2 separate regions of the Mus musculus genome follow, and region 2 is linked to region 1. Evidence: chromatin loops called from intact Hi-C (ENCODE). Cell type or tissue: left cerebral cortex. All regions are shown on one strand. Each heading gives the region's core, and the rest is flanking DNA. Links, peaks and the distances in the headings are about the cores only. Region 1 has its middle 150 kb from the start of Atp6v1g3. Region 2 has its middle 71 kb from the start of Atp6v1g3.

Evidence for each region. Peaks named below come from ENCODE experiments on the same cell type or tissue, not always from the same donor. Only the 100,000 strongest peaks of a DNase experiment are listed, where the experiment ranks them.
Region 2: a loop joins it to region 1, with 6 times the contacts of the local background. A loop is called at or near these places in 2 of 42 quality-filtered maps.

Annotation. Positions count from the first base shown.
Region 1 is chr1:138,413,378-138,426,488 of GRCm38, reverse strand. No RefSeq gene overlaps it. Among named protein-coding and RNA genes, the nearest start is that of Atp6v1g3, 150 kb to the right of the region's middle. In left cerebral cortex, for the core only: a CTCF peak has its summit at 7,756 (motif pointing left); a DNase peak (open chromatin) is centred at 7,783.
Region 2 is chr1:138,338,540-138,351,650 of GRCm38, reverse strand. No RefSeq gene overlaps it. Among named protein-coding and RNA genes, the nearest start is that of Atp6v1g3, 71 kb to the right of the region's middle. In left cerebral cortex, for the core only: no CTCF peak of the experiment used is centred there; DNase peaks (open chromatin) are centred at 5,025, 5,487 and 7,991; H3K4me3 peaks cover 362 bases.

The sequences.
Region 1 (13,111 bases), core at 1,949-9,948:
TTGGTTTCTTGCATGTTCCACCAGGAGGGCACTATGGTGACTTCTCCGTCATTTAGAAAACCATGACCATGCCTTTGTCAACCAAGTCTGGATCTTAGCCTTAGGGGACTCTTCATCAGGCAATCTATCTGTGCCTAAGTGTCCATGGTTCTTCTTTGTGTTGTTAATTTCTATATTTTTCCAGAGTTACTCTCCCCACTCCCACTATCTTTGTTTGAGACAAGATCTAACACTGTATCTTAAGCTCGTCTGGAATTCATTGTGTTTTCCAGGATGATTTTGAACTAATGACCATCCTCCTGTCTCAGCCACTACTCCTGGCTGTCTGGCTCTCCTCAGAACTCTTTTTCTTATTATTCAATTCCTTATTACTCTCATCCATTTGTGGGGTAATTAATATTTTTTAAAATTTCCATGCATGTGATACGGTGGCATTTCTATCACTGTGATTTTGTCCAGATTGATGACACTCCAAATTAAATATTTCCATCACAGTTCTCCTCAGCTATAATGTATATATGTTGACAGGTACATCATGATACCTAGAATACAGGCAAAAGTTTAAAGAAGCAAAACCCAGGTGGAGGAAGACCTTACTTGTCATGGAATCCAGTTTTAATAGTTACTTTTGCTATCTATAAAAAACTTATAGCACCATAGAAATACTTTTTTTGGTTACATTATGTCATGACTGGTTCTGAAATGTCCCTGAAAGACCATATACTAAAGGCTTGGTTGCCAAGCTGTCTCACAATTGAGAGGTGGTGTAAAGTTTAGGAAATGTGGCTGAGTTGGAAGAAGGGCAATCTGCATAGTCCTTTGAACAGGATATTGGGATTTTTTTCTCTTCCTTCCTCTCCATCTCCCTCTCTTCTATCTCTGTCTCCCTCTCTATTTCCTCCCCCTTTGTGCTTCCTGGAATGCCATGGTGTGAGCAGCTTTCCTTTGCCATCCCCTTCAACCATGCTGCCCTGCAGCAGCAGAGTCCTAGAAACAATAGAGCCAAAGGACCACAGATAAATTCCCTGAAGCCCTGGACCACAATAAGGCTTTCCTCGTGCTGAGCCATTTATGTGTCAGATGTTTTGATATAGAATGTGAAAGCTGGCCGATACACCAGCCACAATTTAAAGGGGTTCAACAAGTTAAGAGCTACACTTTACAGTACACGCAACACTGTGATATATTTGTATTCGTTAGTAGCTTATCATCTCCTCAGAAAATAAGCATTTCTCTTGTTCCACCTAAAAACCATGTCTATCTCATTCTATCTCTCTGACTTGTCCTCTGTCTCTTTATGATTTGGATTATCCTTCAGGTTTTTCCTTCCCATTTTTCTAATCAACTCATGAAACTAGAAGCTTGGTATAAGATGCTGTTTCCCATTCTGTTAGCAGTAACTGGAAGTGTCACTGTAGAACAACCAGGGGGCTGATGTCATCTTTCCAAATCTCACCAAAAAGCAAAACCTCTTTCTTGTACTGCCCATTCCACACTTGCTCCCATTCTGTTCATTCCTTACCAAAAGAAGTCTGTTCCCTGGAAGAAACAGTCATGTTTTCTTTCATATTAAATATTCCAGTTTTTATTTGTCTGAACACCCACCAATAAAAAGCCTTTGCTTTATTTTTCAGGTTTATGTGGCTTAGGCAGATTCTTGGGAGAAATGAGTTCTATCCTCATCTTTATGGTGTTTAACATTATGTAAGTAGTCTCCAATTGAAGCCTACTAGTTATGTAATTAGACTTGGGTTATCATTAACAGATTGCATGTTTTTCTTGGGTCAATGAAGAAAATAATTATCATCAAACAGCAAGCACTTATATTTGGATGTGACTCTATTGCTAAAGCTCTCTGTGTGCTTGACAGTAGAGAATCTATTAGTAAAATACAGAGCTTTTTGTGGGGACTCTGAGAATCTCTGACTTCTCTTTGTATTTCCCATTTCCTCTCCCAACTAACACTGCCACTCTAGCACTTATGTCTGTGAGTGGCCCGGAGCACAGACTGTCCACTTTCATCAGGCTGGGACTGGATGCAGCTGTTATTCCTCTCCATCCTCTGGAGCCGTTTCACTGGTTTGCTTGTTTGTTGTTTGTTTTTAATCTCTGGTAGTCTGACAGAAACACAAAACAAAGCAAAGCAAAACAAAACAACAGCAACACCATCGACAAAATAAGTTTCCTTTTGGTTCCACTTATCAGCTATTAATAATACAGGGACTAGTGCTGGTGGTTAGCACAATCTGCCTGACCCTCAGTTCCAGGCACTTGATTGGATGCTATGCACATCGAAGTCCGGTAAAGTACAAAATACTGCATACAAGGTATTTTTGAAATGTTTTATGTTCTTATTTTAAAGGCAGTGCATGGTTTCTGTTTTCTGTTTTTGTGGCTTGTATTACAAGCCATATATCTTTAAAAGATTACCCCAAAACGAGCAGTTTGGAAATGAATGTGTGTTTAGTTTGGCTACATGAATGTTTTGCCAGCCTTCACTGTCTGTCGAAGTTCAAAGGACTTTACTGTCAAAATCTCAGAAGCACAGGACAGATCAGAGTAGAAAACAAGAAATGCCACCCCTTTAAATGGTGATGTCATGAAACAGAAGAGGAAAAATACTTACTTTATGACATAATGTTTAAGGTCTGGCTTTTGTTACCTTGCAGTTTGGAAAGAACTTCATCTGTCTGGCTGAAGTAAATCCACCAGTGGCAACATGAGAGAGTGCTGAGGTGGATGAACACGGAGCGAATGGTGCAAACTGTGTATAATCCTGGGCCACAGAACTACTTGATTGAGATGAATCGTGTTACTTGTATGCATAGAAGTGACCAGAACATTGCTTCACTGGGGGAGTCACTGCTCTTACAGTTTTAAGTTTGTACAAACTTTAATAAATCTCATGCCACACTTATCTTTGAGTTAAACAATACTAAAGAATCATAGAATGGAGTGAAGCAGTTTAACGCTTGCCATTTCTCAATTACATTTAATCTTGGATTAACCCAACCAGAAGTGTTAGGACAATCCTTTTCTTTGCACACCTAGTAGAGTTGTTCCTGAGTTTGGAGGAGAGGTGGATCATCTAACACAATGCAAGCTCAACAAATGTATGTGGTTATTATGTTAGATAAGATGGAAACTGCAGAAATGAGGAGAGTTTGGACATAGTCCGTTTCTGAGCACAGTAGAAAAGAGGAAGGCTTCCATTTAGCAGTGAATGCTCTATTCTAAGGGACAACACTCATGCATCTAGGTTGCCTTCGTCTATCACTGATGGACAACAGCCCAGGAACCAAAGCAAGAACCTGCAGGCAGAAACTGAAGTGGAGATCACGAAGGAGTCTGCTCATCTGGCCTTCTCCTCCTCATAGCTTGCTCAGCCTGCTTTCTAATACTTACTAGGATGACTTACCTTGGGGAGGCACCACCCATAGTAACCTGGGACCTCCCACCATCATTAATCAAGAAACGGGCCCATAGATTCACCTACAGGCAATCCTTTGGAGGCAATTTATCAATCAAGTTTCCCTCTTCCCAGATGACTCTAGCTTTTGTTAAACTGAAACAAAACAAAACAAAACAAAACAAAACAAAACAAAACAAAACAAAACAAAACAAAACAAACAGACTAACAAACCAACCATCACCACAACTCAAAGGAAATGGGGTTGTATTGTGGGTCACTGAGGCTTCATTATGAACGGGAATGTTCTGAGTGTGGGACACAGGTCCAGGAATCCCCATTCTTGGGAAGAAATTTGTGTGTGCGCGCTCGGATGTTTCTCAGGAATACACTGGCTCTTTGAAAGGGATTTTGGTATGCATCATTTGGTGGTCCCAGACTTTCCATTGTCTAGAATCCTTCATCTCAGAGTCAGATGTCAAACGAGTGGGATGATTTTACCTGTATAAGTGGGACAGGAAGAGGAAGTAGATAGACTATCAAGGTAACTACTCAGAGATTGTTCTTTTCTTTGCATCCAGATGTGGAGCTTTCTGCTCCAGATAAGAAGTCCTGGAAACAGAGGGCTGGAAGTCTTCAAGCAGCCTGTCCTATTTTTGAAACTGGGTCTCACTATGTAGTCCTGCATGGCCTGGAACTGCCTATGTAGACGCGGCTAGTCTTGAACTCACATAGATCTGCGGCTAGTCTTGAACTCACATAGATCTGCTTGCCACTGTTTCCAGAAGTGCTGGGTATTAAGGGTATCACCACTGTGCTTGGCTAGGAGATTCTTTTAGGAGATTCTTGCTACTTTTCCTGATGAGGCAAGCATGTGTGATGGCAGGAGCAGAACAGTTTGCCCTGACTTGGACTGAGTTAGAATCCACAGCCACATCAGAGCTGCAACCTCAGGAAAACTTTAACTATTTCTAGCTTAAGTTTCAGTGGCATAACAAAGATGGTGGTACCTAGCCTTAAAAAGTATACTTAAAACAGATGCATTCAAGTCCCATGTACTTGAATGTGTTCTAGCAATTGCCTCCAGGAGACATAAATATGTAATCTAACAACTGAAGTCTCCATGACCAAATACATGTGGGAAAGGCCACTTTGCTGAATCCCCTTCTTGCAGTGGCTTAGCATACATACTGGCAACCATATTAATAGCTTTGAGAAATTGTTCAGTAAAAAAGGAAACCTGGTCAGCAACTAATTGTACCAACTTACTTGTTTGGCGAGGCCTTTTGTCTTGGCATAGCTAATTACTGCACGTGGACCATTTTTGTCTTAAAACAATTTGGGAAGCCTTGGGCTTGTGTGCTGTGTGGAATGTGATAGATTTCAATACACACTGCTATTATCAGTGGATTTATAAATGTGTATCATGAGGATAAATAAGGATAGATGGGGGTGTCTGTAGTCTAGTGAAAAGCTAATAATTAAGATGGAAAGTTTCTGCAGGGAACAAAGTAACATAATTAGGTCATGGTTAATCCATGTGGTTATTTTCTTTGCTTCTGCTTATAGTGATATAAATCAATATTGAAAATGCAAGAGTTTGAATATGTATTTTGGACTCAAATTAATGGTCTTTGAAAAATTCAACTCACACACAAACATTCCCTTTGAGTTAAAGACACTATAAGATGTTGTCTCAGTGTTGATTAATTTAAAAATCCACTTCGTTCGGAACTCATTTGATGTTTATCATTAAACAGTTCCCACAGTGCTTTAATGATGAGATTTCCTTCCTGTGTTGAGGGGAGCTGTTCGAAGGGTTCTAATTAAGAAGAGGGCTTCTGGAGCCAGATGGCCTAGGTCAGGTCTCAGTTTCACTGTGTATCAGTGACATGACCTTGGGGGAGTGATTTAATTTCTCTAACCTCAAGTTTTCTCACCTGGTATGCACCACCAAAATTTATTGAAAGTATTAAATAAACTCGTTCAGGGAAAGGGATTTCTTTCATCACTTGGCATATGGTAGCCAGCCAATATATTTCAATTATCATCCGTTATACAAACATTTTCACTTATATATATAACTCCAAAGATTTATTTAACAAAAAGCTAATCTGTGCTGACTCTAAGTGAGTTGCAAGATGTGGAAACTTTGCTGGGTTAGACAGATCACTCAGAGGGGCCCATCCAGGAAAGGCAGAGCCACAATCAGGGAACTCTTCTTTTCTTGTGTAAGACACAGTTACTAGGAAAGCACACTGGAGGGCTGGTGCGATAGCTCAGTTGGAGATCAGTTGGTAGTGATGGCCTTGCAAGTAGAAGGACCTCAGTTTAATTCCGGGAAACCACAGGCAGACCCCTGAGGCTTGAATAAGTATATAAAACAGACACATAAATGTCCCACATACTAAAGTGTATTCTAGAGATTACTTACATCCAGAGACATAAACCTGTGCTCTAACAACTGGATATGGTAGGTGCTAGTCAGCCCTGCAAATTTGCCAAAACGTGGGCCAGTGAGAAACTGTTTGAAAAAAAGAAGTGGTCTATGACTGAAGAATCATACCTAAGATAATGTCCTCTGGGCTCAAGCAGATGCAAACACACACATGTATACACACACCTATACACACACATGCACACACATACACACACATGCACACACGTACATGCACATACACATGCATAAACACACACAGACAGACACACAAACACACACTGACTCCTGCACACACCCTAAGAACAACAAAACAATAGAAGTACAGGATCTTCTTAATTTTCCAGAATAAACTAAATTTTGTAGGCCTTTCTCCCTGCTCAAGGCTTGAAAGACAAATACTTTCTATCTGTATTGTGCAATCAGTGAATGAAGTTTTACTCCTATTGATGTGACATGGAAGGGATTTGTCATCATAGATTTCTGGATTTGATAAGGCTTTAGGCTCAAGCCATATTACTGTTCATAGTGGTGTTCTGAAGGAAACTAAAATGTGTGTTCCTGAAGTGAATATTTCACTCATTACTGTGGTCTTCTTTATTGCTAGACACAACTGTATTTTCGGGCACTTCCTTTTATTAAAAATGCATCTTTGACTGTGGTGTATACAATTGTAGCAATGCACACATATTGTTGGTGGGAAAATTCAGATATCTTTTCATTAAAAAAATAAGTCTTGTACTTTGTAGATGTCTTAGGGGCTCTAATTTGATAGAACCTTAAGGGAAAGACTTGGAAATACATCTGTGACTCAGAAGGTACTTGGACAGACCTGCAGAGAGCTCATACACTTAGTAGGGAGAATCGGGATGTGACATCTCTCTCCCTTAGCTTCTGTTTCCTTCTGGAATTGGGACGCTTCAGTAACACTGCAAACAAAGAACACACAGTAGGCTCCAACAGGAGGGGCAATTATAATATTGTAATAACAGTAGAATGAAAACTATTCTTTGATGTATGCCTGAGACCTGCATAGGCGAGTCTCTTCATGTGGAAAATAGCGGGACATGCTGAACGTGGGGCACCATTCTGTTCCTTATTCGAGACTTTACTAGTTTCTGATTCGTAGAAAGGATGACATCTCTCTCTTTTTTCTTTCTTTCCTTCTTCTTTCTTTTCCTCCTCCTCTTCCTCTTCCTGCTCCTTTTCTTTAACTGATAAGTTGTTTCTATAACACAGCCCATGAGTCTGGTCTAATTAACTCTAGCTCTTTATTCATAGCACTGACTGGGCCTGACCTTCCTTGTCCTTGGATAAGTAATCTATGCTTTGATGTTCTTGATTAATCATTTATTTGAATACAGAGGCTTCCAAAACCCAGGAGACTTTTTCCTTTTTTGCTTTTGTATTTTATACCCCTGCTCAAATATTAACTTGTTTTGTGTGTGTATACCTACCATCTTTTTGCTCAAGATCTATAAGGAGGCTGAAATTTTGTGTGTGTGTTTTATGTAGCATATAATATTTCTTAGTACGTGTGTGCACATGTGGATGTGGGTGCACATGCAGGTCTGTGTGGTGTACGTATGTGCCTGTACATGAGCAGGCATATGTGTGTGTCTTCATCTTTTGAGACAAGGTTTGTCAGAGATCCTGAAGCATCAATTGGCCTAGGCTGGCTGACGGATGAGCTACAGTAGTTGACGACCTCAAATTCCCCTTTGCTGGCCTTCAAAGCATGTGTCACTGTGCCACCTCAACCCCACCCTCAATGTGGGTTCTGGGGATTTCAACTCGGGTCTGAATGTTTTCATAGTGGGCAGTTTCACTACTGAACCATCTGTCTATCCCAGGAGGTTGATATTTTAAATGTCCTTCCACTTGAAACTTCATATAGTGCCACCTACAGGAACAAGCACTTACTGAAGCTCAATGTATGCTGATTGCTTTTTTATAAATTATCTGGTCTTCACATCTAAATTGCCCAGTTTTACCAATGAGAAAGTGGATGCATGTGACTTCAGAAGATTTGAGAGTAAATCTACAACTTGTAAAGTGTCAGGATGAGAAGACAACTCAAGGTTGCCACACCCAAAGCTGGACTTCGGGCCCCACACTGCTCAGTGTCCACCTCTGTTGTTAGAGCAGTTTTGCTCTACAGAATATGCTATCAAGTCCCGGGAAGGAGCTTGACTCGGTGGTCCTGATAGGTTTTCAGGTCCCACGTAAAAAGCTTACTGATGCTATTTACTGTGTTTGTCTTTGCATATCACAGAGTAATAAAAATTAGCATTGTTTGAAAATTAAATCAATGAATGATAAATGCGATCTGTTACAAGATTGATGTAATTGATTGATTGAGAGTGTGAGGCTATTCCAGAAAGGTAGCAGTGCCCATGAAGTCTTTCAATAACCAAAACATTACAATGGCAGGTTTCATTCTCTGCATTAACACAGTAAATGGGAATAGTTATATTCCATTCTTTGCCACTAACCTCTGCCTAAATTAATTCTTAGAGAAATTACAAGCAAATAGCATCTTCCCTACAGTGAGTTTTTTTGTGCTGTAAGATAAGGATTAAGAAACCCTGTGGCCCAGTAAGAAACCCATTTTGTAGTCTCTTTGTACTGATAAAATTTCTCCTGGCACTGAACCTCCCACTGTCAAAAATACTATAACATTTTACTAGTTTGCAAAAGATGAAAATGCTACCAGATGTTAATCCAAGGAGCAGGCTAACAACTTCTGTTTTCAGATGGGTAGTTGCTATCTTAAAAAAAAAGAATTTTTTTTAAAAAAAGGAAACAGACCCTTTATTGGCTCTAGTTAAAATAAAATTGTCGAGTCATTTATGATGTGAATTTCATAATTATTTAGTTTCACAGAATTGAGCTTTAGAGAACTGGAACATGTGTTAATACCTTAATTCCCACTAGGCTTTATAAATGTCTTCCTTTGAACCAAAAAGGCTTGGGTTGCCAGAACAAAGTAATTAAATAACTTTCACCTAGTGACATTACGGCCACAGACAGCACACTCTGTATTGCAGGAAATCTCATCATTATTCGTGTGTAATGTACCTTTAGCTCTTCTGTGAGGATGCCTCTCACACCCTGGTCTGGCTCCTTAGCATAAAAGGCTTATTGAAATGAAAGTATTTCAGGGGTCACTGTCTCACCTGACTCATTAATCAGACCCTGGCAGGTTTCCTTAGTCCAGCTCTACTCCGAGTGAGGAAGACCAGTGACCACACAGAAAATGCAGGAAAATAATAGGAGAAATGAATACGCATAGCAAGTGAGTGTGGGCCCGTGTTTTCATTAGTCTTTTGATGGATGGCACCGGATACGTGGGGGAAGCACACGTGGCATTTTCCATCTGCCTCCCAGAAGGATTTTTCAATGTTTCACCTTAGGTTCTTCAAAGAATAGTTCTTTGATTCAGTAATAGCAATAGAAACCTTTGCCTTTGATATCCAAAGGTGGTGCAGAACTCCTCTTTTGATTAAGAGACGCACAGGCAATTGAAGAACATCACAATGGATGAAATAGGGAGAGACTATGCCAATCATCTTGCATTAAGCCAGGCCCCTGTTACAGACAAATTGTGTTAAGTGTTAAATTACATTTGACACTACATATTAAAGGATATGGTGGCTCTTTTAAAAAAAAAAACAAAACAAAAAACCAAAAAAAACCAACAACAAAAAAATCCAACTCATTTTTTTTCTCTTTTCTCCATTTCTTCCTGTGATATTTTAGATGCCAGTAATTTTAGGTGTTTTTATTCAAAATTGCTCATAATGTTAGCATCCAGATTCTGAGGATGATCTTAGTCTTCGCCATCGAGTGAGTCGACAAGTGAACAGTCACTGCTTGACTGCAGTGTGCATGCTTTTGTTGTAAGTCCTAGAAACTTCAGTGCCAGGGAGTCGTTTCTCCATCTGTCAGCCTGTCTGCAATTTTCTGAATGGTTATATCTTACCCCTGAAATGGTACTCTGTAAACGTGATATTTAAACACTGGCTATAGTGTTCTCTATAGGAATCCACGTAAGGAACTGTACGTTTGCTATTAAGCTTTGGGATGCTCCAAAATAAACAGAATAATGTTTCAATTGCAGATACAACCTTAGATACCAATAATGCAGATATATAGTCACTAGAAACATATAAAAGTTTATGCCAAATTTACCCTTTCAACTAGAAGTAATTTATTGGTTGAAAAGTCTCTATGTTGGCACGGAAGGGTTAAAGATCTAATTACTGAGCACTGCTGATTCTGTAATTTGCAAATCAAATTTGTGGACCATACTAATGATTTTATTTGTAAACCTATACACATCTCTGATGACTGGATAACCTCTTAGTTTCCATTCCTCCCTCTCTCTCTCTCCCCCTTCCCTCTTTCTCTCCATCCCTTCCTTCTTTTACCCTCCTTCTTTCTCTTATTTCCTTTCCACTTCCTCTTCTCCTCTTCCCATCTTTACATAAACATGTAGTCTGTGCCAAGAATTAAGCCAATAGATTATGAAAACCCACATAAAGACCCACAGAGTCTAAAATAAAAGTGATGTATAATCTTGTGAGTGTGGTTGTGTTACTATAGAGGTAAGCCTAACACCTAATTTTTTTAAAAAAGAATGGCCGCCTCTCATCTTCTTGGTTGTTGTGGTTCATACTACCATTAGTCAAGTCACACGGTGATAAAAGCTGAGTATTCTAGACTCTCTTTTCTCTTGAACAGCCAACTTCTAGACTAGTTAATTACTAGTTAATCAGCGTGTGTTAGGATACACATATATCAATAATTGTGAATCTACTCTCTTTTTCTCCTCAAGTCTTTCCTCCAATGCAAATGCCACCTCCATGTCCCATTGTCAAGAAGACACTGAACATTCATAAGTGGCAGAGACTATGTTAGTATCCTTTTTAACACAAGTGTGGTAACTGTTTCTCTTTTCTGAGCCAACAATGTTTTCCTTTCATTTTATTTTATTTCTACCTCTTTGCTTTTTTATTAGTCTTCACCACAAATTTTCATATGATATCCCAGGCTAGCCTGGAACTCACTATAAGACCCAGGATACGCTCATACAACAGGCACTTTTCTTCTTTAGCCTTCCAGATGCTGCAAGCCTATCCACTAGGCCTGGCCACAAGTCCTGGTCTCTCTGATCCCTGTTTGTTCTCCAGTTGACAGCTCTGCTTATCCTTATTAACCTAGCTCATTCTTCCATCTGTATGGAAGCTTACCCTGAGATTGACTGTTTATTTTATGCCTTTGTATCTCTCAATCATGTTCTCATTGTACATAACCTGCTTCTATTCAACATCTGGCTCATGGGAAGACCTCAGCCTGTGTTTTATTTATTCATATATTCTAGCTTCTATTGTGTTACTAGTGCTCACTATTAACCCAATAAAAACTAAGCACATGGGCAAATAATTTAATGAGCAGTCAGCTGGCAAGTGTTGCATTCTCACAACCACAGCTCAATCAGCAAGCTAAATTATTTTATTATTCTTAAGTGACTATGTTAGGAAAATGAGCAGGCAGAGCAAAAGATGCCAGACATGAGCCTTGGATTATGGAGCTTGACCTGGAGAGAGTCTTTGTTTCTGACTTGGCAGAGCAGGTTAAATAACCTTGTTATGTGGTTCATGCTACAACTGCCTCTACCAAGACATCTTATTTCCACTATATCATTTGAACCTGGCAGCTGTGCTTCCTTGGTGTGTGTGTAGGTGAGCATGTATGAGTGTGTGTGTGTGCATGTGCATGCATGTGAACACATGTGCATGTATGTGTATGTATATGTGTGTAAGTATACTTGTGTGCGTGTGTGTGGCCAGATATCAGCCTTGAATGTTTTCCCTACAGTCATCCCCCCTGGCTTCTATCCCCCTGAATTTTATTTCAATCATGACAACAAAGCAAATAGTCCTTTATACACATACACACAAATGTTAGCTATACCTTAATGAGAAGGACAGGCATGGCTATTTACTGGAATCTTCTGTTGACTGATTAGGCTAATCTGACTGGCCTGTGAGCTCCAGTGTTCGTCCTTCTCTACTTCCTTAGCCTTAGGATACTCCTTCACCGAGACTTTTACATAGGTGTTGGGGATTCAACTTAGGCCCTATGATTGCATGGCAACCACATTACTGACTGAGCTCTCTCCTCAGCTCCTGATGATATATTTTTTATTACTCTAGCTTCACTGTGTTGTTACTTGGCATCTGAGAATTATAATTGTTTACTCTTTTCTAAAATGAAAAACCGATATCACGAAATGTCAGTGTAGACATCTCAGAATTATATTATTATTATTGTGCAGATCTTTTCCTACATAGCTTGGTCGAGATGTTGCATGTGATTGGCGAGAGTCAGGATAAATATATGGCTGAAGCACAAATACTCAGAACAGGAACATCTCTCCATCCTGGAGGATTGCTCTCTAAGGTCAATACTGCATTTGAAAGCAGCTTTGCTTTGAATATGACAGATAGGTTACACAGAAGACCACAGGGAATCAGTTGGTTCCTGGAATAAGTAATAGGAATGGAAGCAGTAATCTTTTCCTCAAGTGCAAATTTGACAACTGAGCCATGTCTGACTAATATCGAACATCCACATCGAGCTGTTGAGGTCAATAGTTGGTTTTAGTTATGTTCTGTATTGACGGCTTACATTTTCTAAATGAGAAAGAAATGGCCAAATGGGAAAATTCGGTTGCATCTGGAGATAACACACATTTTTTTTTTAAAGTTGAATTTAATTTCATATGGTAAGCAAAGACTATATTTTGAAGTTATGGTCTTTGTTTTATCTGGATCACATGAATTAATTGGACAGAGATCAATGAGGCTTTGGAGGAGTTAGGATGAAACACTTATTTTCATGCAGCTGAAAAAGTTGGCCCAAGTTATTTTCATAAACCAAGAGACTGCTGCACAGTGGAAGCAGGTCTGGTGCCTAGGCAAGCCTGGAGTATGGGGAATGGTAGCCAGGCTCTCGCTCTATTTTCTGAAGATGACGTCTTTGTGTAAATGTTTTAGGCTATGTGGTTCTTGTTTTCCTGGCTAATAGAGAAACCCTTTATGGCACTGGGCTGGAAGGATGGCTTAGTGGCTTTGAGTTCTACTGGCTCTTGCACTGGATCTCAGTTTGGTTCCCAGTACCCACACCGGACAGTTCACAGCCACATGTCACTCCAGCTCCAGAGGATCCAACACTTCCTCCTGGTCGCCAGAGACAGT
Region 2 (13,111 bases), core at 3,094-11,093, 76 kb after region 1:
TGGAGAAATGGCTCAGCGGTTATCTTAGGGTTTCTATTCCTGCACAAACATCATGACCAAGAAGCAAGTTGAGGAGGAAAGGGTTTATTCAGCTTACACTTCCATGTTGCTGTTCATCACCAAAGGAAGTCAGGACTGGAACTCAAGCAGGTCAGGAAGCAGGAGCTGATGCAGAGGCTAAGGAGGGATGTTACTTACTGGCTTGCTTGGCCTGCTCTCTTATAGAACCCAGGACTTCCAGCCCAGGGATGGCACCACCCACAATGGACCCTCCCACCCTTGATTACTAATTGAGAAAATGCCTTACATCTGGATCTTGAGGAGGCATTTCCCTAACTGAAGCTCCTTTCTCTGTGATAGCTCCAGCCTGTGTCAAGTTGACACGCAAAAACAGCCAGCACAGGGGTTAAGAGCACTGACTGCTCTTCCAGAGGTCCTGAGTTCAATTCCCAGCAACACATGGTGGCTCACAACCATCTGTAATGGGATCCAATGTTCATTTTATAAGTCAACTTAATTGCCACCTTTTTTTTTCCCTCTGTGTATTTTTTTTTATTCCTCCTGTATCTCATTCAGAGAAAACATATTCTTCCAAACATGTAGTTCCTCTAAGTCCACTCTATTCTCCTTATAGCATTTCTCACATTTTCTTCATTATTTATACATGTGTATGCTATGTATTATATATACATGTTCATCCATAATATTTATTACACATATGTGTGTGCCCGTGATACTAAACATAGTATTTCTCACATTTTCTTCATTATTTATACATGTGTATGCTATGTATTATATATACATGTTCATCCATAATATGTATTACACATATGTGTGTGCCCATGTGTGCACATGATACTAAACTTATAATATTTCTCACATTTTCTTCGTTTATACATGTGTATGTTATGTATTATATATACATGTTCATCCATAATATGTATTACACATGTGTGTGCCCGTGTGTGCACGTGATACTAAACTTATAGTATTTCTCACATTTTCTTCATTTATACATGTGTATGTTATGTATTATATATACATGTTCATCCATAATATGTATTACACATATGTGTGTGCCCGTGTGTGCACGTGATACTAAACTTTAAGGTTCCCAGATGCAGGAGTGATGGTGCGCTTAACAAGAGCCTCCTCCAGGAGAACGTAGTCCAGTTCCTACACTTCCTGCTTAGCGGGTGGAGGCAGGGAGCACTGTATGGCTGAGAGTATGCAGACAGATGTGCTCTGCAAACGTAGCTTTCAGGGTGCTCATTTAGCTGAAAGAACTTTTCAAGCTTCGGGGAATAAGGAGAAGCAGGCCATTGCATAGAACCACTTTCAAGTTACCGGAGAGCAGCAGGCAGAAGCAAACTGTGAGTGGTATAGCGGTATACGTCACTTTTCCATCTGAAGGCGCTCCAGGGTTTGAGTAAAGAAAATGACCTGGGCTAGAATTTATTCAGCTGAGTAAGGTGGGATAAAAGTCTGTAACAGATCTGAGGGTGTTCACTAGCTGACACCTCACCTTTAGCAAGTCTGATGAGTCTCTTGTGGTTGTTTCTGGGTTGAACTTACAAAATTTGATCTACCCAAGTGGTGTCTCTACATCTCAAATTTTATTACTCATTGCCCATATTGTCTTGGGTTTCTGTGCTTCATAGTCTATTTGATCTTTTGAGCCTATACATTTGTTTCAATCTCTCTACTGGTGGCTGAATTAAAAAAAAAAACAGAGCAGTAATACTCAATGGAAAATCCATTTTTCAGATTTGCTACAGTGCAGGAGTAGAGGGCACACGTAAGTCTAACAGGCAGCCTTTGTGATGTGTTCAGCAGGAGAGGGTTTAGGAAGTTAAAATCAGTAATTTCATAGGCACTGAGGTTATGCAACAACTGGTTAAAATCATTGCATATGATGAAGAGTTGGCATATTTATGCATTACATATGAATATATTCATTTACATATAATATTCATATAGAAATGAATATTATATATCATGTATATAAATGAATACAACCTACTCAGCCTATATAATATTACTTGTATACATATGTTTTCAGGGTCGGGCATTTGGTATTAGATAATCAATTGGTTTATTTCTTTACCTATTTTTCTTCTCTGAGACTATTTCTTTTACTCTCTCACAGAATTCCTTAGTTGTGTGTTGTGTACGGTTGAGGCCAGTAAGCCCCTGTCCCCTGAGTTAACAATACACCTTGAGGTCATATAATACTATGACTGCCATCCTACTGTGTACTTGGCCTGCTTGCTTAACTTGATTTAAGAGAACAAAAGAACACCCAACTTTATTTGCTTTGGATTTCCAATATAATCACCTTTTACAACCTACACTAGTGCATAGCTGTAATCTTAAATTATGTACTGTTCCATGCCCCTGACCCAGAGAACAGTGTGTGTGTGTGTGTTTGTGTTATGATAATCATTTGTTGAAAACAGCAAATATGTCAAAAGAGACCTTATGCTACAAATACTTGCCATAAATGTTGGAAACAGCATAGAGATATTGTTTGATACACGGTATGTTGGCAGTATTGTCTGTCACATGGCTCAGTTGAACTCTGTGATATTTTTGCTTATAAAACTTTGCTAAAGATTTCTGTAAAGTATCTCTTATACCCCCCCTCCCCCGCTCCAGTGAGAGACATGAGCCAAACACTTAGACATTAGGCAGCATACATAAACACATATCAGACAGACTAGGGACAAACCAGAAAGTAGAAGCTACCTAAGACCAATGTATTTTTCCCTGCACAAAGAGGATTTTCTTCCGGTGAGGTAAAGGTGAATGCAGAGTGTTTGCAAAATGCCCTGAGACCGTCAGAGCAATAGCACAAGGAAGTAAGTACCTATCAGATTGGGTATAATACCGTCTTCCCAGGGCAGTGACTTAGAAAGAGAGGGCTTGGGACTGTTAAAGGGGTGTGCGTGGCAGGATGTGGTCAGCTGGCTTTTGTGCTCTTTGTAGACTCTGTGAGTCAAGTGTGAGTCATGTCATGAGAAGTCTGTGTGGAATCTAACGAACAGCCCCAGGGAATGGCAGGAACCCAAAAGCAAAGCGTGTTCATGGGGGAGCTGAGTTCTACTTCTCATGGAGAAGCTAGTGAGTAAGGGCCAGAAGCCTCGCTGTGACCTGTCCTTCATCTGTACAGTGAGCAGATTAACCTCCATCAGCAGGAGGCCTGATGTGTTTGACTTTATGTAAGTGTTGGGAATCAATGAGGAAAATCTAAACAATAGTATCCAGGAGACTAAGCACAGCTCACCACACTGAGGTCCGAGCTAGCTGACTGAGGGGTGTTGACTGTTTCTGAAAAAAAAAATGGTAGTACCTGTAATTATTAACTGATTTATTTTTTTTCTCCCACTAGAGGAGACATCATCACGAAGTAGGAAGATGTAAAGCAATTAGAAATATTCTCTGGCACCGTGTCAGCAGCCCTCCTGGCTCGTCTTCTCTAATTAAATATGAAATGTTGTAAAGTGGCTCATTCTTGCAAGTTTTCTCTTTTATTTCAATGGTGTCCATACACACTAGAAGAAAGAAAAAAAAACCCATAGGCATAAGGGTTCAAATTGACCAATCTGTAGATGCTCAGAATTGAATTTGGGTGAAAACAGTTCTAAGTTTCCAATAATTCAATATATTTCTTTTAACATTAGCTAGAAATGGCCATGTAGTTCAAGATGCCAAATGCACTCAGTATGGAGGGAGGACACTGATTATTTTAATGGATTTGTTTAAAAATGTATAGTGTTTTCTGCTTATTCAGGAAAAAATCTAACGATTTCATTCACTATCAGGAAGAAAAAAAGCAATGCATATGTTATATATTTATATACCCACAATAGATCACAACCACAGAAGTAGTCAATACCATGGATGACAGCTGGACACAGCTACATAACTGGTGAAACAGAATACCCTGCAGAGTGAAGTTGCTCAGACTGGAGACTGATGCTCCTGTGTGAGAATGGCCCTTCCTCCTCCAGTAGAATTCTATTAGCTATAAAATAATTTCTGAAAAAAAATTATGTTTGAAATTTATGGAACTTAAGTTTTTAAAATTTTCCCACTTGCTTTTACATCAAAAGCAAATCATAAGCTAAATTTATTGAGGTTAGATTTTTGAATTTTGAGAGGAGAATACTGCTATGGAGTAAAATTTAGTTTTGTGTAAATCTCAAAAGTTGAGGGGTTATTTTAAAGAGCATGGCTATAAGGAGTGTTCCATGAGCAGTTTGATGGGGAATGCCCATTGCTACATATTGCAGGAGAAAGACTTTTGGAGTTAACATCTGTTTCTTCATTCAACTTTTACCTTAAAAAAAACCAACCCACTAGTTTTCAGAAGGGGAACCAGGACGCATGTGCCTGTGAATTAATGCAACTTATTCTCATCATTCGCTATTGCTGTGAATCTTCCCAAAGTAAGCGAGCATCCACAAGCGCTGAGGAAGAAGTCATAGAGTATCGAGTGTCTTTGTTTTCTTCCACCTAGCTGGAGGAAGGCTGGCAAGCTCTCAGGATCAGGCACTCCCTCAAGATTGCAAGAGCTTCCTGGCTTGATACTGGCCAGAAATAACACCACAGAATGTTTTTTTACAATTCTACTTTTGGGTAAAAACAGGAAAGGGAGAGGCAGGTTGAAATTAAATTTAAAAATAATAAGATGGATATGAGCAGAAAGAAAATATAACCTTTTCTTTTCAGTTTGGGAAAAAATAAAAACGAACTCTGATCATCCAGATTGTTCACTTACGTGCTTTTGAGTAGGGGGATTATGGAGTGCTTTAAACATGTTCCAGGATTTCTCTTTACTTTTTCCCCACACGTGGGCTACTGAGCTAAGCTGACCGTTCCTCACTCACCTCTCGGACCTGGTAGTCACTCCACTGGAAAGACTCTCTGCTGTCTCAAGTGCTCGGTCGGAGCAGGCGAGGTGCTTGCACACTAAAGGGCCTTTGCATATTCTCAGGACTGAAACAATTGTTAATATTTGTAGTTGGCTATTACATTTCCCATCCCCATCCAATCAGTGGTTACTAAACATGGATCATTTATATAACTGCAAATGCTATGCCAAAGCGCTAAATCTAACATTTGACGGGCAGAAAAAAAATATTGTTATTGAGTACAACGTTATTTTTCAAACTCTGAAGGGGATAGCAGAGTAATATGAGGAGAACTCCCGATCTTTTGTCTTTCCATGCTTTCTTTCCGGTGTCCGTTGTCAGAGTGAAGGATAAACATTTTTTCCCCGTTTCAGACTATTGTGGTATCCTCCTGGATTCCCTTTGAAACGGTCCCCACTTCCCTCTGACACCATTGCTATCCTCTACCCAGCAGCGACCGTGGACCAGCAGCGGCACACGGCAGTAAACGCTCAGCTTTTTCTTCAAGGCTTTTCTAATTTTTAATTAAAAAGAAATGCTAGATTCTTGCTGATCACCCAGAGTGTGACTCTCCATGGTTACCTGTCACTCAAAGAGCTCCCGCTCTGAAGAATGCTAATTAGCCCCGCTAAAGCTCTGTAATTGAACTGGAGAGATGACTGAGGAAGTGCAGGTCTGCCTTCATTCAGAGCCCGCCTTGCCATCTAAATGGATGGAGCCATCCTGACAATGTGAAGACATAAAGGGAGAAGAGGAGGAGAAAGAAAAGCAACAACATTCCATCTGCCATTTTTTACTCTTAGTTTTTAAAGTAATTATCAAGATGTAACCTGGATACCGGAGTATGAATAACAAAAAAAAAAAAAAAAAAAAAAAAAAAGGTTTTCTTTAGCCTTCAGAGAATGAGCCTCACGGCCACCTGCTTGACAATGCTCCCTATCGTAGTGAATGCACTGAACTGTATAAAGATGAATCATTTGAAACAAATAGACGCATTAGGACATCAATGTGGATAGCCAGAGTGATGTTAGGCGGATGCTTGGGAGAAAATAGATTTCATTTGAATCGGGGTAGGATTCGGATCTGATAGTTGACCTTGCAGGAATGCTTGGTTATTTTTGGAGTACAGGAACAGAAATCTGTGCCATTGCAATGTCCCTCATACCTACCAGCTTGGTGTTCAGATCCCATCCGTGAGCTAGAAAACCTTAACCCATCACTGAGTTAGAGAAACAAAGCTGGTGTGGACCTGTTCTAAAGTTTTCATCTCCTCTTAGTCTGGTTTTTAAATATTCAAGTGACAAATCTGAAGTCGACAAGGGATAGTCTAGTTGACATGATAGGACAGCCCGTTTAATATTGTCACGGAATTGCGGCTTGGACATGCTAGGACCTTAACATATGAGAATTAAAATATTAGCCACATTGAACTCTAGCAGACTTTATTGGAGCCAAGAACAGTCTGCACACTGGGATCCTGTGATTGAGGGCTGTGCTCATAATCAGGGGATGTTGATGCTCAGGAAACAGGAAGTGGGTCCCCAAACAGCTTAACTGATTCCAGGTGGGCTTTGCTGTTTTGAATGGGGTCTCATTAGCTGGTCGCCTGTGACTTGAAGAAGTTTGATGGCTATGATTAGCTGAGAGTCATAAAAGATATACCCATAACTCAGCCTTTCTACTCATGCCTGTTGGGGGTAGTTAACTATGCCGAGAGACTCAAAGTAAGGTAGTATCCTCAGGCAGTACTGTGTCCAACAACTATCACAGGCACTCAGGCTTGGAAACCAAGGCGTTAGAGAAGCAGTCGAAGCTCCAAGCCATGCAGGGAATCACAGGGCTCTCAACCCAAGCTTATCATTTCAGGGGATAGATAAATGTGATTTGGTTCTAGGTAAGAGAGTGAACAGAGTAAGATCCACTGGATTGGAGTAATTTATCTTTTCTTTGTTCCATTGCAGGGTCTGTACGGACAACAGTGCTTGGTACCTTTCCTATGTGCTTGCTGTCCTTCATATGTGCTTGGGACCTTTAGTATGTTTGTTGAGTGAATGAATGAATGAATGAATGAACAAGCATATTCTTAGACCACTTGACTTCTCCAGAGAATGCTCAGATATTTGAAAGGTTAAACCATCCCATCAGATGATTTTCCCTTCCCTTCCTTCCTTCGTTTCTTCCTTTGTTTCTCCCTCCCTTCCCCCTCTCCTTCCTTGTTTCTTTCTTTTCTTTCTCTTGTTCATGCTGGCAGTGAATCAGTGCCCAAGTTAAACTGGGTATGGTGACTTTGACAAATCTCTTTTAATAGAAAGACTGGAAACCGCTGTTACCATAACTTATCTAGCCACGGTGTGGTAGACTAGTGCCTTTCTCTGGTGGGGAAGGGGTTAGAACACTCTTAAGCAACAAACGTGTGAAGCCTAACATGAGAATAAGAGAGACAGACAAAACCGCATTCCAGGGCCACTGAGTTGCTGCCATAGCCCAGGCACACAATTGTTTTATGTCATGCTTACAATAAACTCATACTTGTGACATTATCTGCATGTCCTTACAGAAAAGAAAAGTGTCTCTGGATGTAATAAAATAGACTTCTTGGGGTAATAAAGATATGAATGAAAGGACTACTCCTTAAACCCAAGTGCTTTTTTTCTTATAGCTATGTTCTCTTTAGAACACTATTTTAGTTCAGTTTCTAACTACAGTTGCCTGGTTCGCATGTAAATCCATACAACTCAAAATTGATTTTTCACAAGTCCTCAGAGAGTTGGTAATTCCCATCAGACTTGAGTAATTTTATCTACTAAGTCTGGGTCTTGATACTTTCCTGGTGCTAACAGAAGATTTCTCTAAAATGGTGTAAATTGTGCAGGATATGGAAGGGGGTTACATCTAGAATCATCTGGGAGATGGCCCGCTGGGCATACCTGTGGAGAGTTATCTTGATTGCATTCCTTGAGATGAGAAGATCTGGTTCATAGAGGTAGGACTACGAAGTGGCTGGGATCCTAGATTGTGTACAAGATAACATGTGCTTGCTGTCCTCTGCTTCTTGACTAAGGAAACAAAGTGACTCACTCCCTCATGCTCCTGCTCCTGTGACTCATCCACCGTGATGGACAGCAGCCTAGCAGTGAGAGTCAGAATAAGCCTCGGCCCTTCCTTCCTTCCTTGGGTTGCTTTTGTCAGGGTATTTATCACAGAATCAAGACAAACAAAATATGACCCACCTAAGAAAGTGAGAGCCAATGGGCCAGAGAGATAGGAGCTCTCAGCCCTTACAGGATGACAGGCAAGCAAAGGGGTTGAGAACTGGGTTGCAGCTATCAATGGAAATAACTCTGGAGGTTTTAGTGAGGATGGGCACATGGGGGTTTTGAAGTCTCACTTAGAAAATAGAAGCTGGAGAAGGAACAAACAAGGAAGTAAATGGCCCTTTGAGGGGACTGTCCTAAGAGTTGCCAGAGTAAAGAGGGAAGGTTTGGTTGTCCCGAGGGGTTGGGGAATCTCCACTTCAGGATACACATTATAAGCCAGAGGCATCTGATTTGGGGTCTGGAAGTGTGTGTGTGCCAAAACAAACAGACTTAAGAAGGTGGTAACTGGCTGCAGAGAGTGAGAGGGTGGTAGTACCATGTGCCAGATGAACATGTAGAGAATTGCTTAATTTGGGGACACCGTAAGATACTAATTTTGAAGACATTAGTACTGAAGGTCTACAATACACTTAAAAAGACTAAAGGGTGCGATAAAGAACGATACAGTAGGTTGACTATAATTCAAGAAGTGCATCTATCATAAAAGAAGAAGGCACAATGATTGTGTCATTTCTTCTCGGGGTTATTTGGAAAGGTCACAGAAAGACAAAAAAAAAAAAATGAAGAGATCATTGAAAATGCATTAAGTGTTCCATCTGCCGCGCCCTTTTCCCACCTGGTAACAAGGAGCCACATCTTGCCACACCTGGGTGCCTGCATCCAGACCTACCCACCTCAGCACCGATCACTACCTTCTACTCTAAAGGAAAAGAGAAAAATGCCAGAGCCCTAAAAGCATCATCTAAAGTGCTGTCCCTAACACTTGATGTGTAAGCTTTTAGTTCCCTAACATAGTATTATTTTTTACATTTATCAGACACTATAATTTTAACTTTGTAATTAAGTATCACCACATTAATAAATAATAACAGTGTGCGCTTGTTCCAAAATTGGTGAGTGAAAAGCTTTTTGCTGAAGTGACTTGTTAAGAATATTTTCTTCAACAGTGATTTTGTTTCTGATGCTTCCCCAGAAAACATCACCCTCATTCCTCACACTCAGTCCTCCGTGTCTAGCAGATGACTGGAATCCTTCGTCTCCCTTCACATACATCCAAGTCCTACTGCTTCTTCTTTTCCATACTTTATATGTCACACACTTGCAGACATGGGACACAGCATGGGGAAGAAGAGCGTTCATTTGGTAGCAGAAGGTTAGCTGGAGAAATATCACTTTATAGTGCAACTTTATGATGCATGAGTTGAGCCCACAAGCTGGGAGACTTGTTCTGTTGAGTTCTTATCATTTTTGAAGGCTGAGTGTGGAACGCCTCAGGACATGAACGAGCCACAGATGGTCCTTTCTTTAAGATGTATGCCTTCCATCATTGTGGTTACTTACATGTCGAGTTGGCCTGCCTTTTAAAGTATTATCCCCCATGCTTGTTTCTTTGATCTTCATTATTATAAAGGAAATTGGGAACCAATAAAGTAAGTGATACGCTGACTGATGTTGAGGCTCAGAGGCACGAATGACAGAAGGACAGAAGTCTGAGACTAATAAGAGAAATGGACTCAACTGGCATTTCCAGTTTCCAGCATTCACACAATCCACTATCAGCTCCATTGACTCCATTTTTATTACATTTGGAGTTAAAATAATGTGAGGACTTATCAAAATTAAGTATTTAAGATTTTTATGCTATTTATCTTTTGGTATTTAAAGCTGCAATGTTTCTGTTGCCAGATGCTGTGTTGCCAGATAATGTGATTATCTATCTCCTGACAGTTCCCAAAGCAACAGTAAAGACTGCATCTCTAAGGACCTAGTTGATACGGTGTTTGGTTGGCATGAACAGAGCCCTGGGTTCAACCCCTGGCACTTCATAAACTAGGCAGAGAAGCACATGCCTAAACTGGATCGGGGAGTAAGTAGGCACAGGAGGATCAGAAGTTCAATGTTATCTTTGGCTGAATGGTGGTTCATAGCCAGTCTATGTTACAGTGAGACCTTTTCTGAAACACAAACAAACAAAATACAGACTACATTTCCAAATGGGCCAAGTGACAATGTGGCAAAGTTCTGCAAATGAGATGCTCATCAATGTAGTGTGTGTGACTCCTAGGTATAAGATGAGATATGGTTCCCTCTTACTTCTTCCTTCTTACACGCGTTCGCGACCGGCCAGGAAAGACGCAGCAAACCAGAATCTTCTGCGGCAAAACTTTATTGCTTACATCTTCAGGAGCAAGAGTGCAAGAGCCAGAGCAAGAGAGAGAATGGCGAAACCCCGTCCCTTTTAAGGAGAATTATCCTCCACCTAGGACGTGTCACTCCCTGATTGGCTGCAGCCCATCGGCCGAGTTGTCATCACGGGGAAGGCAGAGCACATGGGGTGGAGAACTACCCTTGGCACATGCACAGATTATTTATTTACCACTTAGAACACAGGATGTCAGCGCCATCTTGTAACGGCGAATGTGAGGGCGGCTCCCCACACTTCCTGTTGTTAGACATAGGAGAAAACTGTTTGGGATCAAGTGGATGAATCTAGCTCCCTAGAAATAGCAGAGCTGTCTTGAAAAGATGTTGACATTCTCATGACTTCATCCAATAGAGTCACAAACTAACTCAGAATCAGACAGAATATGAAGCATTTTGTTAAAAACAGTGGAAGATTTTGATAATCTAAAATGTGAAATAGCGTGCGTGCGTGCGTGCGTGTGTGTGTGTTTGTGTGTGTGTGTTTGTGTGTGTGGGGTGTGTTTTTGTGTGTGTGTATGTGTGTGTGTGTTTGTGTGTGTGTGTTTGTGTGTGTGGGGGTGTGTTTGTGTGTGTGTGTGTATGTGTGTGTGTGTGTGTGTGTGTGTGTGTGTGTGTGTAGGTCAGAGAGCAACATCAAGTACCAATCAATCCTCAAGTGCTGTCTGCCATTTTCTTTTTCTTTTTTTTTTCCATTTTTTATTAGGTATTTAGCTCATTTACATTTCCAATGCTATACCAAAAGTCCCTCCTATACCCACCCACCCCCACTCCCCCTACCCACCCACTCACCCTTTTTGGCCCTGGCGTTCCCCTGTACCTGGGGCATATAAAGTTTGCGTGTCCAATGAGCCTCTCTTTCCAGTGATGGCCGACTAGGCCATCTTTTGATACATATGCAGCTAGAGTCAAGAGCTCCGGGGTACTGGTTAGTTCATAATGTTGTTCCACCTATAGGGTTGCAGATCCCTTTAGCTCCTTGGGTTCTTTCTCTAGCTCCTCCATTGGGAGCCCTGTGATCCATCCATTAGCTGACTGTGAGCATCCACTTCTGTGTTTGCTAGGCCCCGGCATAGTCTCACAAGAGACAGCTACATCTGGGTCCTTTCGATAAAATCTTGCTAGGGTATGCAATGGTGTCAGCGTTTGAATGCTGATTATGGGGTGGATCCCTGGATATGGCAGTCTCTACATGGTCCATCCTTTCATCTCAGCTCCAAACTTTGTCTCTGTAACTCCTTCCATGGGTGTTTTGTTCCCAATTCTAAGGAGGGGCAAAGTGTCCACACTTCAGTCTTCATTCTTCTTGAGTTTCATGTGTTTAGCAAATTATACCTTATATCTTGGGAATCCTAGGTTTGGGGCTAATATCCACTTATCAGTGAGTACATATTGTGTGAGTTCCTTTGTGAATGTGTTACCTCACTCAGGATGATGCCCTCCAGGTCCATCCATTTGGCTAGGAATTTCATAAATTCATTCTTTTTAATAGCTGAGTAGTACTCCATTGTGTAGATGTACCACATTTTCTGTATCCATTCCTCTGTTGAGGGGCATCTGGGTTCTTTCCAGCTTCTGGCTATTATAAATAAGGCTGCTATGAACATAGTGGAGCATGTGTCCTTCTTACCAGTTGGGGCATCTTCTGGATACATGCCCAGGAGAGGTATTGCTGGATCCTCCGGTAGTACTATGTCCTATTTTCTGAGGGACTGCCAGACTGATTTCCAGAGTGGTTGTACAAGCCTGCAATCCCACCAACAATGGAGGAGTGTTCCTCTTTCTCCACATCCACGCCAGCATCTGCTGTCACCTGAATTTTTGATCTTAGCCATTCTGACTGGTGTGAGGTGGAATCTCCGGGTTGTTTTGATTTGCATTTCCCTGATGATTAAGGGTCCACAACTCACCTAACAATCCAAGTTATTTGGCCAGCAAGCTCATTTCTACCACCTCAGAGCCAGGATTACAAGTGAATGCTGCCATGCCCAATTATTTGTTTTTCTGCTTCTGATTTTTTATTTTTATAACATAGCTTCTAAAGATAGACCTCAGGTCATTAGGCTTGAATGGCAAATGCTTTACCAACGAAGCTACTCCCCTTTACCTCTTAACAATTAACACTGTATTTCTTAAAACTCTAGGAAATATTGAATACAGTCTCACTCCTGTGTAAATGGGCAGACTGACTGTCTTACACTTGGAATGCATTTGTATTCAATGAAAGAAGTATCTTAAATTTACAGGTTAGTTTAGATTGTTTTTTAAAATAGAAGTATATCACATTAATATTGACATGGATATATTAAAACAAAGCAATCATTTTATTTTTTTAATTTTTTAATTTTTTAATTTTTTAAAATTAGCTATTTTCCTCATTCACATTTCCAATGCTATCCCAAAAGTCCCCCATACCCTCCCCCCCATTCCTCTACCCACCCACTCCCACTTTTTGGCCCTGGCATTTCCTTGTACTGGGGCATATAAAGTTCAAAGCAATCATTTTAAATGAGAATGCTTAAATAAGACTCTTTCATTTGAGTACTAGGAGTCAGAAGAGAATTTGTAGTGCTTTATAAAATTCCTCAGAAGAAATATTGAGGGCACTTGAAAGTGATAAAGGATAGACCCTAGACTTTCCTGAATCTCCTAATTTAAACAAATATATTTTCTATA